2 separate regions of the Homo sapiens genome follow, and region 2 is linked to region 1. The links are chromatin loops, found by intact Hi-C in ENCODE. Cell type or tissue: GM12878. All regions are shown on one strand. Each heading gives the region's core, and the rest is flanking DNA. Links, peaks and the distances in the headings are about the cores only.

Region 1 (6,301 bases), core at 871-5,870:
GGCAGACAAGTTCAGGTAAGTTTGGTTCAAAAGAACACTTTGCTTTTATGGTGCTTTTAACATTGGAGGTAATCCTCAAGACGTGTCAGAAATGGGTTTATCTGTCTGCATGAGTTGTCTCAAATTTTAATTCTGCATCATGGGTTAGACAAATAGTTTTGCTTATGTTGAATATGTTAGTCTGTCTGGTTTGTTAACACTACTGCTGTTCTGTACCTATGTCATCGTTCCCTAATCCATTGCCCACATCCTCCTCCCCAGGAACTATCATACTTCTTAGATGTTTCCACAGACAGAGAAACAGGCTTCCTTTGCATCCAGTGCTAACTAATGCCACCTACAAGCCATGTATGGCTCCCAACACATTGCCACAGTTGGCTCATTCTGTAGCATTCTAGAGTCAGACTGAATGTCAGAAATGTCAGGAAATTTGTATCCAGGAATATTTCAAAAATATGCTTCTACACCATTCATTGGAGGGGGCAAAGCTGAGAACATTAACTTTCCAAGTCTATCCAACACATTTGCTGGGTCCGTCCTCTGAGAGCCTAGCATTCCTGTGCACTGTCTAATTTCCAGTCATGTGGTTGGAATGAAATCTCTTTTTCTTTCTTTAACTCAGACTTTTCTGGAGTACACAGATGCTGGTGCTTCATTTGTCTTTGGTGAGAAATACAAAGACCACTTCTTTGCATTTAAGGTAAAGTCAAACCTTTTTTCTATGTAGTCGCTGCTATTTCAGCGGCTTCTGTCTTTGTAGATGTTCAGATAGAACTTAACTGACCAAAAACCAGGTATATACCTACTGCGCTGGTCAGAGGTGTGCAATACATCACTGCTCTTTTCCACTGACAATGTTATCTGAAGTTAGTGGACTGCACGCATTTTACCTTGTTACTATGGAGTTAAGGGAAACATCTAGAGGAAGTCAGAACTATTCAAATACTAGGGAATGGGGCTTGTAGCTTTATCTGAGATACTTAGGAAAAATCAAAAGGGTAATAGCACCTTCGGCCTTCAGGGAAAAGAATATTATGTTCCCAGCAACAAGTAGGCATGTGGCAGTGAATGGCTGATGGGTCCAGGATCAGTGACAGCTCTGTATTCGAAAGCCCCTCAGTCCCAGTCCTTGGGGCAGCCGGTCAACCACATCAACCTCTGTTTTAGAGCCATCCCCGTGCTAAACGTTTCTCATCTCTCCTTCAGCATAGCCTTTGCCTAGGCAGGACTAGGGGATAGGCCTTCTCCTAACTAAAGAAGGAACATTATTTTACAGGGGAAAGGCAGCTTGGCCCCATGGCTGGCCACAGTCAGTTCCTTCTTGAGGCTCCCACATGCCCCAGGAAGCCCATCCTCCTCTGGGAAGTCCCTACAAACACTTGTCAATGAGTCAGAAACATGCATTCGGGTTTTCCTTCAGCTTTCTTTTTTTGTGGTGTGTTGTTATTCATACACTTCTAAATTGTTTTCTCACTTAGAGACTCCAAATTTACCTCCAAATTACCCCAGCTTCAGTTAGGCCAACTTTTAGGCTGAAAAAAGATTCAGCCTAAAACGTTAAACCAGCAGTTTAGTGGCAGGCTGGAGAAGAGAACCTCTGCTGTTTGTAAGAAGCCTGCAGTTTATACAGCATTTCACTTAGCACCCTCCCCCAGCAACCTCTACCTGGCAGTTTAGCTGGTTTGATGTTTTAGGGCTGAGATAACTCAGCCATCTCTGAAAGGCCAAATGTTTATAGAGTGAGATAGAAATATACTCATATCATGAAACGAATTCAGAATTGGAAAAAATAAAGTCATAAAGAAGGAATAACTTGCTACCCAGACTATACAGGTGTTTTCAGGCCTTCCCCCTCCCCTCTTCCAGGGCAGTGGCCCCTATTCTTTCCTGCCAATGCAGAATCCTCTGCTAACATTCCAGAGATGAGCCTCTTTAACTCCCTCAAGCTTTCAGGAAGGCACTGCCTACCCATTAAAGCCAATAAAAGGCTCATCGTGAGTGAGCTCTGAATACTGGCACAAAATGTCTTTTAATATATATTATTAATGGATTTTTTTCTAAATTAGATCCTGTACAAATTGTCCTCGGTCATTCTGTGCCTCTGGTAGCAGCTTTCTCTGGCCAGTTAGCCGGGGAACAGTAGGGAGGGGGTACAGTAGGATGAGGCTGAGGAGGGACCCAGCCCACAGCTCTTTGTGGTCTATGCAGGGTAGAAACTGCTCTCTGTGGAAACATTGGCTGCACTGAAGGCACCCAAAGAGCATCAGGAAAATAGGATCTAGGAAAATGCAATGGTTTTTTGTTTGTTTGTTTTGTTTGTTTGTTTGTTTGTTTTTGTGAGATGGACTCTTGCTCTGCCATCCAGGCTGGAGTGCAATGGCACAATCTCGGCTCTGCAACTTCTGCCTCCCAGGTTCAAGCAATCCTCCTGCCTCAGCCTCCCCAGTAGTTGGGATTACATGAGTGTGCCACCACGCCTGGCTAATTTTTGTATTTTTAGTAGAGACAGGGTTTCGCCATGTTGGCCAGGCTGGTCTCAAACTCCTGACCTCAGGTGATCCGCCCGCCTCAGCATCCCAAAGTGCTGGGATTACAGGTGTGAGCCACCGAGCCCAGCTGGAAAATACAATGGCCTTTAACACAGAACTAAAGTAGCTTCCAAAATGCAGTCACTTTTTAGTAATTTGAAAATCTATAGGTAAAATCACTATTATTTTAAAAGCTAGAAGAATGAATGTTTACTGCATAAGGTCATGACAGACCCCTATTGACTTCAGTAGGGGGGGCACCATGTTTGAGCGGCCAAAGAAAAGACCTGGAGCCAGCAAATGAGACATAGGGTTTATTGAGGGGGACTCACATGCAGGGCAGTCCAGTGGCAGCAGGCTAGAGAGGAGAACCGCTACTGTTTGTAAAAGGCAGGCAGTTTATATAGCATTCTCACTTAGTAACCTCCCCCAGCAACCTCCACCTCCCAACCTTCATTTAACCCAAAACAAAGGGCCTGGATCCCCCATATGGCCTGCTTTCCACGGAATGGGCCAAGGGTTCAGATATTCCTTATAGATAAGGAATGAATCTTTGGAATGGCCGCTCCCAGGTTCCTTAGTTTGGAACTCCAAACACACACGCTTAGACCATAGGGTCATTCTCAGGACATGCTGAAGTTATTGCTGTCAGGTGTGTCTGCCATCCAGTAGGAGGCACTATGTGTCAGCACCTACCATGCCTTACCTGATCTCTACAGCTACTCAGAATAAGGCTCTGAGGTTGCTCACAATTTATCTCAACTTAGGTTACTCTGCTAACTAGTGGTGAAGCCCATGTCTTTTTAGCACCAGGACAAGAATATTTTCTGACAGCCTTCAGTGTATTGATCTAGGTATTACAAATCCCCCCAAACTTCATTCCTTCTTTGAGCAAAAAAAGCTCACCATAGAAGACAGGGGAAAAAAGTCAAAGTCCTGTGACAAATTAGAATAAAAGACTGTAGATAGGGAAGCTGCCTGATTAAAGTTCAAGAGGAGTTTCCCATATTTTTATGATGTTTCAGAGGGAGAAAAGGAGACAGAGAGGAGGCCTGATATAAAACCTGCTGGTGCAGCTGGACCCATCATTAATCCATGTTTGTTTCTGTCCCCACAGGTCCTGCCGATCGTGGTTTTCTTCAGCACTGTGATGTCCATGCTGTACTACCTGGGACTGATGCAGTGGATTATTAGAAAGGTACTGGGGCTGGGAGGGACTGGGTTATAGGTGTAGAGCTGATTATCTCAGGCACGAAGTCCTCAAGGCCTTTTATGCAGGTATTTACGAAGTGCCTTTCTCTTCCTACCATTATCCACCATCACCACCTAAGTGATTAGATTCAAAACCTCCAATCCTAAATGTGTCCATGGAGGGAATTTTATCTCAGGAGCTTCTAATAGGGTTTTGATTTGCAAAGCACTGGATATCTTCATGAAACTATAGCAGTTACTTCTTTAGCGGAGGAATTGAGGTCAGATACTGCTGGGGGAAATGATGTTATTCCTTCATCTTGGTTAACCGCCCTGTGCTTATCTTTTTTTCTTTTTTAAGCTACTCCTTAATTGTATGCTACCTTGCTTAAGGAGGTTACAAAAGTAGACACTTCTGGTTTTGGAGGTGCTAGAGAAATTGAAGCAAAAAGGAGAAACAGCTTTTCACTCCTGAGGGAGTTTCATAAGCATGAGCGTGCATGCATACACACACACATACACACACACAGCTGAAGAGTTCATGTCCTTCCTGCTGCCCTAGCCTCAATGAGTCCTATGTTCATGTGTTAGATCAGAGGACAAGGAGCTCCGTCAGCTAATTTGGATGCACCACACACGAGCACAGAGCAGTGCAGGCAGTGCTTGGGGCACAGCCCCAGCCCTCCTTGATCCCAATAAATAAATCAAAATGTACAAAAAGGAAGAGAAGAGAGAGAGGGAACCAGAATACAGGTAGTAGCAGAGTTCAGAATGACAGCAAGAACTCCAGGGCCCATAATTTCCTGTTTAAACCCCAAAACATTCAGAATTGTTATGCTCTTGTCTAAACTAAAAAGCAAGGAGAGAGAATGCAACAGGAAGTCCTCATCCACCATCTCTAGTTGAAAGGCCAGTACAAAAGTGGAACCAAAAACCACGTTCATTTCAATTAAGTAAAAAAGACCAAACCTCAAATACATCCTGCTACATATGGGTGACCTTTGACAAAACAACTAAACTGTTCTGTGCTTTGGTTTCCTCTTTAATAAAATGAGTATAATTACATAGGACCTCTCTCAAAGAGTTATTGTAAGAATTAATTGCATTTTCTGGACTGTCAAGGGCTTAACACAGTGCCTGGAATGCAGTAAAGCCTTCCATAAGCATGTTAGCAATTGTCATTTATTACTTGTATACAATAGACCTATAGAAATTGATTTGTATAATGTTCAAAGTATACGCAATGACTCAGACTTACTACTCCAATAAGAGGATTTGCTTGGCCTGCTCTAGGGGCTCAATAAGTTAAACTTACCTTTAGCTCCATCATTAGCTTGCTGACAAATGTTGAAGCCCTCAATATTTTACACCAGTTTAAGGATTTTAATCCCTACTTTGAAGTTTTGGGTATACAAAAAGTTCTTTGCTGACTTTGTCCCTTTCTTCCTTTTAGGTTGGATGGATCATGCTAGTTACTACGGGATCATCTCCTATTGAATCTGTAGTTGCTTCTGGCAATATATTTGTTGGACAAGTAAGTTGTAATATCAACAGAACAAAACATCTGTTGAAATGGATCGTCTCTTTCCAAAAAGCCAAATAAGAAAATAACACAATGTTCTTTTAGTGTAGAGAAAATGGTGTCAAAATAAGAAACCCCCAGTATTGGCAATGTCCGGATTCCAGGGGGAGAAGAGAGAGAGACAGAGAGAGAGAGAGAGAGAGACAGAGAGAGAGACAGAGAGACAGAGAGACACAGAGAGAAATTCCTTTTAACAGTCTGGGTATGGTATGTAGAATTGGGTTCTTGAGAATGTTTATGAAGAGGATGGAAGGTTGTCATTTTATTAAGGCATAGACATAGAGCTTCTCATATAGATTCTCAATAAATCTGAATTTAGTGATTGTGAGGTTTCTGGTCAACTCTTCAGAGGCTGGTAGCTCTTCCACTTGAATGGATTTCACTATCTCGAAATCTCCAAGCTACAAACAGCCTCCCATTCTAAACTATAATGCCTGTGGCAATGGAGGAGACCAAGAAAGCCTTTCCACCAACAACCATGCAACTGCGTAAATACTTGAGCTTATTCTCAACTTGTCTGAACTGGCCAATATTCTGTCTTTGCTGAGCCTGAAGAAAAATGCTTTTAGGTTTTTCTCTTCTCATCAAAAATAAGCTTTTAGACTTCAATTTTCACCTCCCTGTTCCATCACATGGAGAAACGCTCTTTTGCCTGAAGCCCATTTAAGCAAATAAATATCATGCCAAGGAGTGTCCCTCAAAATAGCAGCATGGCTAAGGGGTGGATCAGTAAGAAATTGTAATAAGCCCCTCATCACTCCAGATATGCAGCTTCAGGCAGAATGGAGTCACACGCCACGAAAACCAGGTATGAACGCTTGCCAGCACCACTGCCCAAGGAAACTGAATTTGAAGCAAAAATCAAGTCACTCAGAAAAACACATAGCCCCAAATCCCAGGCTTACAACTGCTCCTGGCAGGCTGAAACTTCTTGTTGGTAAGCCAACAAGAAGCACGGGCCTCTACTCTAAAGACTATGCTTACGGCTGGGCGCAGTGGC
Region 2 (6,301 bases), core at 684-5,683, 460 kb before region 1:
TCTGCTCATTCTCAATCCAATCCTAGACATTTTACTGATTAATCCACCCTCTGCCATGACATCACAGGAAAACGAAGATATAATGTGAGGGATAAACGATTACATAATATGCACATAAATCTACCTCTAAAATCACCTTGCACTTGTCCTCACTCATAGAGGAAAGGCTACAAGTAAATAACACAGAAATTATGTCTTTTGGGCTATGGAATGCATGTCATTTCAATATAGAAACATCTAATGTTTCAAGGATTTACTTCAAACAAAATGACAAAGCCATGCTATGAAGTCTGACTTAAAAGATCAAGAAACAGCCCACATGTTGAGCTGCTCCCTGACATCCACACCATTCCAGGAAGAGATGGCTAAGGCAGGGCTGCCTCTCTTTGCTCTCAAGCTGGAATGTCAAAGGTACCCTTGTTTATTAGTCTGTTCTCATGCTGCTAATAAAGACATACCCAAGACTGGGTAGTTTATAAAGGAAACAGGTTTAACGGACCCACAGTTGCACAGGGCTGAGGTCTCACAATTGTGGTGGAAGATGAAGGAAGAGCAAAGAGACTTCTTACATGACAGTGTGCAAGAGAGAGCTTGTGTAGGGGAACTGCTCTTTATAAAAAAAAAACCTCAGATCGTGTGAGACTTATTCACTATCACGAGAACAGCATGGGACAGACCCACCCCCATGATTCAATTGCCTCCCATCAGGTCCCTTTCAAGACACATGAGAATTATGGGAGATGCAATTCAAGATGATATTTGGGTGGGGACATAGCCAAACCATATCACTCTGACAAGATGCATGCTACCTGCAAATTAACAGTAAACAGATTCACTGGGAATGCCAACTAAATAGAAAATACCTTCTATTGATAACTTAGAGGCAATATTTTCTGGAGATGACCGCACATTTGAAGGTATAGTCAGGGATATTTAGTGTTGGCTCCAGATGCAGTATTTCATATGTCAACAGTAAAGAGACTGTGGCTACACAATAGAGAAAAAGATTACATCATTACACACCATAATAATAAAGGATCTCACCAGAAGTGCAGGGCAGACTTTTGTAGTGAGTGTGTGATTGTATATAATGGTTTTGTAACAAGGTGGTAGATATTAAAGCTGGAGGGGAGGCTCAGATGATTCTCTGTCCTGTACTATTATAATATTTCTGGTCTTTATGCAATTTTCATTTACAGGCAATCCAGGAAGCAAGTGCAGGAAAGGCTCAGTTGGGTGGTTGACTATACTCAAGTCTTGCCAGGACTTCTAAAGTTGACAACCACAACCATAAATAGAAACACCACTTCATTCTCAACATTCTCCCTCCCCACAGCACCCTCACCCCTTAAGTCACCTCCCCCTTCCTTCCTTACACTGTCGCTGAAGACAGAGATGACTCTTCTGCTTCAATCCAGGATATTAATGTCTACAAAAGACTTAAAGAATTGAAATAGAGATCAGGTCACTAGCTCACTGGCTCATTCTCTCTCTCATTCTCTTTGTCCTCAGGCCACTAAAGTTCCCAGATGATCACAGAAAAGGCCAATGTGTTTCTGCTTTTGCTGACGCTTTGATAAAAACAAAGGTCTTCCACCACTGTTAGCCTGTCCAAGCCTTGGCTTTCTCACAGAAAATGCAGGGTCTGTGGTTATAATAATATAAATGACAATCTATTGCATAAGGAAGAATTTAATTTCTTGACAATCCCTCTTTTCCTTTCTAGCAGGCTGTACATACATCAGAATTAAGGCCTATTTTTTAAAATAAATCACTTTAGCAGTTATAATCCTTTCTGTACAAAAGGGAAACACATTAGAAGTTTCCATGAGGTCGTGTTTTTAGATCTAAGCTAGTGGGTGTTGGGGGGTCCCATCCCCCTCCCATTCCTGCCCTTTCCACCTCTTTACTTTGGAAAATATTTCTCCCCTGAAAAACTGCTAAAACCTACATACCAAATCAATCAATCAATGAAACAAGTTTTTATAAACCCCAAAATAATTTAAAGTGATGAATTCTTCAGAGGACAATAAAATTAAGAATTTGCAATAATTCACACATAGTGTATTAAAGGGCTGAAGGGCTTAAAAGAAGCACACATATCAGCACATTTGTATTCATGATACATACCCATAAAGTAGATACACATTGTAATTACAATTTTTTTCTATAGACTCAACTAATAAACCTGGAAACACTAATATTCACTGTTTACATTTGCGACATTTTTCTGCATTCCAGATTCAATATGAATTCAACAAGAATCACCCTATAATATTTTCTTTAATAATGTATTACTAAAACATAAATCTGAAAAGTAACTACCTCTTAGAGAATTAGTTTAAAGAGACAGATACTAAACTAAGCACTGATTTAATTCTTATAATCACCTGAAGAGATGAGTATTATTCCCTCAATTTACCAAAGAGGAATTAAGATTTAGAGTTTAACAATTTGCCCAAAATGATGACCAGCAGGCGGGAGATCTGGGATTTAAACTCAAGCATGTTTGATTCATATGTCTTCAATATTACTTTCCTATATGTTCCTTGGGTTGAAGACTCAGGAGTTAACAACTTACAAACATGAAGGATGTGCATTATTCAAACAGGCTGTCTTCTGAAGTGCCACGTGACAATTCTGCTGATTTAGAGCTAAATGTATTCCCATAGTCATTTAGTATTCTTGCTCAAAATAAAGTAAGATAAAATCAAAGCATATGTTAGAATTTAAGCCAAGTTATTATCTGTCTTCTTCATAAATTCTGAAAAGCTTTTCCACCAAAATCAGATGTTAGGAATGAGATGGAAGAAAAACAAGAGAGGAAAAAATATAAAATTAGAAAGCAAAGACATGCAGGACAAAATGACAGGGAAAACAACGAAAGGTAAAAGAGAAGTGAAGGGGGAAAAGAAGAAGAAAACCAGAAGATTTTCAGATTTTGAAAGTCCTGTCTGAAATAGGCCATAAGCTATGTGAGGAGGTCAAAGCAAATTCCCCCCAAGGTTAATGGAAGACCAAAGAAGTGGTAACAATATTTCCTGACCTTTAAGTACAAAATCTAATTTTTTATAGGCTCTTTCACCTTTAGTGAAAATACTAGCATGGAAAGTCCCAAACAATATTGCATGCACTTTCTACATTACAGGAAAACAAGAGCTCTCACATGAATCATGCTGCGGTTGTGGGAATTCCCAGGTAAAACCAGCAATTAAAAGGTAGAGTGCATCCACCTACAAGGCTAAAGGCAGAGATGCCGATTCTTTTGCTTCCTGTCTGGGCTACTCTAGCCAATTCTTAGAAGTCTGACACACATTTTCAATATGTTGTAAAGAATAAGCATCTTCTGCTCTCAGATAGACAGAAGCCAAATGTTGGCAGGGAAAGAAGTAAGAGACTTTAAAAAGTAGATCCTCACCTCACAAACACACGGGAAAAGCTTTCTATAGCATCGCCAAACAACAGAAAAGGAACACTTGGACTAATTCTTTTCTCTAGATTCATTTTCATTTTGTTACCTTACTCAATGACTCTTTCAACTGAATGTCTTTTCTGAAATTTCTGAGGACTTGGTTGATATTGACAAATTTTGTTGCCTCTTAAGAGAGTGCTGAGATAGACTTTGAACTCCACTTGAAGCTGGGAGGAGAGTAGTTTAACAAAGGGTTTCTGTGAAAACTTATTTCTCTGATACTATTTTGTGTGGTTTATATTCCCATGCTATAAGAAAGAACTGGCAAAGTTCATTACTTGTTTCACAAAGAAAGAGTTAATTACTGAGATTTTCAAAATTTCTCTTTTGCTTTATTAGTGGCTTTCTGATACAAGAAATTTAAAATATTATTATTCATCTCTATGAAAATGTCACACTAGAATTTATTCAAATATCTTTATTCTATACGTCTCTGAAAAAGAGAGGACTACTTCATACCAAAGTTTAATAAAATAATTACAAAAAGGCCGGGTGCGGTGGCTCACGCCTATAATCCAAACACTTTGGGAGGCTGAGGCGGGTGGATCACCTGAGGTCGGGAGTTTGAGACTAGCCTGACCAACATGGAGAAACCCCATCTCTAATAAAAATACAAAATTAGCCGGGCGTGGTAGCGCACGCCTGTAATCCCAGCTACTCAGGAGGCTAAGACAGGAGAATCACTTGAAGCTGGGCGGCAGAGGTTGTGGTGAGCCGAGATCATGCCACTGCACTCCAGCCTGGGCAACAAGAGTGAAACTCTGTCTCAATAATAATAATAATAATAATAATTACAAAAAGACTAAAGGGCTAAGTTTAAAAAATACATAGAGTAAAAAACTAGTGAAATAAATATTTAGAAATATGTTTACCACCTTAGAGCAGGAAAGATCTTCCTAAGCAAGACACAACTTAAATGGAAAAGATGGACAGATTTGCTTTTATAAAAAGGTAAATCTCTTTGGTTACCAAAAGACACTATCAAAAAGTCAAAAGACTAGAAGAAAATATGAGCCACAAATATCATGAATAAATAAATATATATATATAATTGGCAAAGTATATCTATAACTCAACAATAAAAATAAACATTACTCTTATTTTTCACATGATAAAGATATTTACATTCATTATTAATCAATGTATCATTTAAACTCAAATAGCCAAAAGATTGATAATATTCAGTATAGATCAGAGTAAGAAATGAAAGGGTATCCTTACATACTGTTAGTGGGAGACTAAATTGGAAAGGCATTTATGCAAGGTAATCTATTCACATTTAAACATATATATCTTTCCTCCTAGCAATACATTTCCAAGTATCTATCTTTATACAGAAGATATTATTTGAAAATTACTTGAAATAATTTTCTGAAAACTTGGTAAAAACATAAATGTCCATTAAAAGAAGAAAAGTCAAATAAATCATAATTTGTCAATAATATTAACAACATTACATATTTATAGAGCAATTACTAAGTGTCAGAAACATTCCCAAGTGGTTTATATATATAAGCTCAGTTTGTCTTCATAACAACCCTATGGGTTAGGTATTAGTATTGTCCCATTACAGACGGAAATACCGAGGCAAGAGAGGATGAGATATTTGCTCAAAGTCACATAGCTCGTAAGAGGCAGAGCCAGGTTTCAGATCCAAGTAGCCTGATATCAGACAACTGGGAAATACTATTAAATGGAATGTAGTAGATAGCTAGGTACTGATAAAGAAAAATCCGCAAGGCAAATTGTTACCCCCAAAAAATGCAGAACAAGACTGGTATTATAATTTCCTTATGGAATCAAAAATGAAGCCATATATTTGATTGTTTACATACTATATGCACCCTATACAGTTAAAGAAAGTTATTTCTAGGAGTGGAAATGGTCATGCAGAAGAAGGTGATGGGAACATCCATTTTTATGTTTAGGTATTTCTAAACTCCTTGAAATTTTGAAAAACAAGAGTGCATTCAATTGTTACCATTCTAATTTTTCGACGGCATTTTTCTTTAAAAAAAAGAAGAAGGAAGAGGGTGCATATGGAAAACAGTTTGTCCTTACAGATGTTTCTACAACTGTGTTTCTGGCTTTTGGTCACATTTTTTCCTCTTAAAAGTTGATCCAAATATCTGTTAAACTCAACCTCTTAAATTTCCCAGAATTGTTTTCAGCTCATATAAAAGGCTTTAACCTTCAACCTCTTTAGCTTTGGCCCCGCTATGTTTATGACTATTTTTAAATAGGCAGATTTTTGGTTGCTATTGAAAGACACTCAGAGATCATTTATAAGAGCAGAAAGTTGAACTGTGGGCCTTCAGTCTGGACTTAGGAAAACCCAGATCTGCATCCCAAGGCAGGGTAGCTTTCCAGCCTTTACTAGTTGGAAACCTCCAACACTTAAGTAGGACAAATGAATGTGGATAGGGGAGTTTACATACAAGAATCAGAGGCTGCAGAGGAAATCTGTGCAGTCTATTAGCACTGAATGAGAAGAAAGCTTCCTCTTCTAGTCTCTTCTACAGAGATTTCTTAGGGTCATTTAGATATTTCACTCTTGAGTGACAAAGGCTGCATTAGTACTTAGGAATTAGATATCATATGTGGACTTCCATCAGGAAATGTAAATAACACAAAACTGATAGCCGAAACTATCCTCCAGCAGGGTGATGAATGCCAAGCTCCCTCCTCCCTGCTGGCTCCCTTATATTTTTTGCAACCCTGTACACCATCAATGCCACAGGCAGGGCTCCCAATGTGGAGCACCCTTTGAAGACTTGGCAGCTCTGGTGCTCCTCAATGCTTCCATTTTCCCCTCACATGCACTCCTAC

Evidence for each region. A loop is a pair of places that touch in the nucleus more often than their neighbours do. Peaks named below come from ENCODE experiments on the same cell type or tissue, not always from the same donor. Only the 100,000 strongest peaks of a DNase experiment are listed, where the experiment ranks them.
Region 2: it touches region 1 in a loop (3-fold over the local background); 1 of 110 quality-filtered maps calls a loop at or near these places.

Annotation. Positions count from the first base shown.
Region 1 is chr9:84,291,620-84,297,920 of GRCh38, reverse strand. SLC28A3 (solute carrier family 28 member 3) reads left to right here. Exons shown (of 18, transcript NM_001199633.2): 7 at 1-15; 8 at 623-700; 9 at 3,646-3,726; 10 at 5,173-5,253. Among named protein-coding and RNA genes, the nearest start is that of SLC28A3-AS1, 17 kb to the right of the region's middle. RefSeq lists enhancers at 1,290-1,819, 3,997-4,076, 4,467-4,526. In GM12878, for the core only: a CTCF peak has its summit at 3,196 (motif pointing right); DNase peaks (open chromatin) are centred at 1,440, 4,230 and 4,620; H3K4me3 peaks cover 434 bases; H3K27ac peaks cover 4,631 bases.
Region 2 is chr9:84,756,348-84,762,648 of GRCh38, reverse strand. The region is part of intron 12 of NTRK2 (neurotrophic receptor tyrosine kinase 2); the gene reads right to left. Among named protein-coding and RNA genes, the nearest start is that of NTRK2, 90 kb to the right of the region's middle. RefSeq lists an enhancer at 3,035-3,234. In GM12878, for the core only: no CTCF peak of the experiment used is centred there; DNase peaks (open chromatin) are centred at 1,346 and 3,158; H3K4me3 peaks cover 1,150 bases; H3K27ac peaks cover 2,963 bases.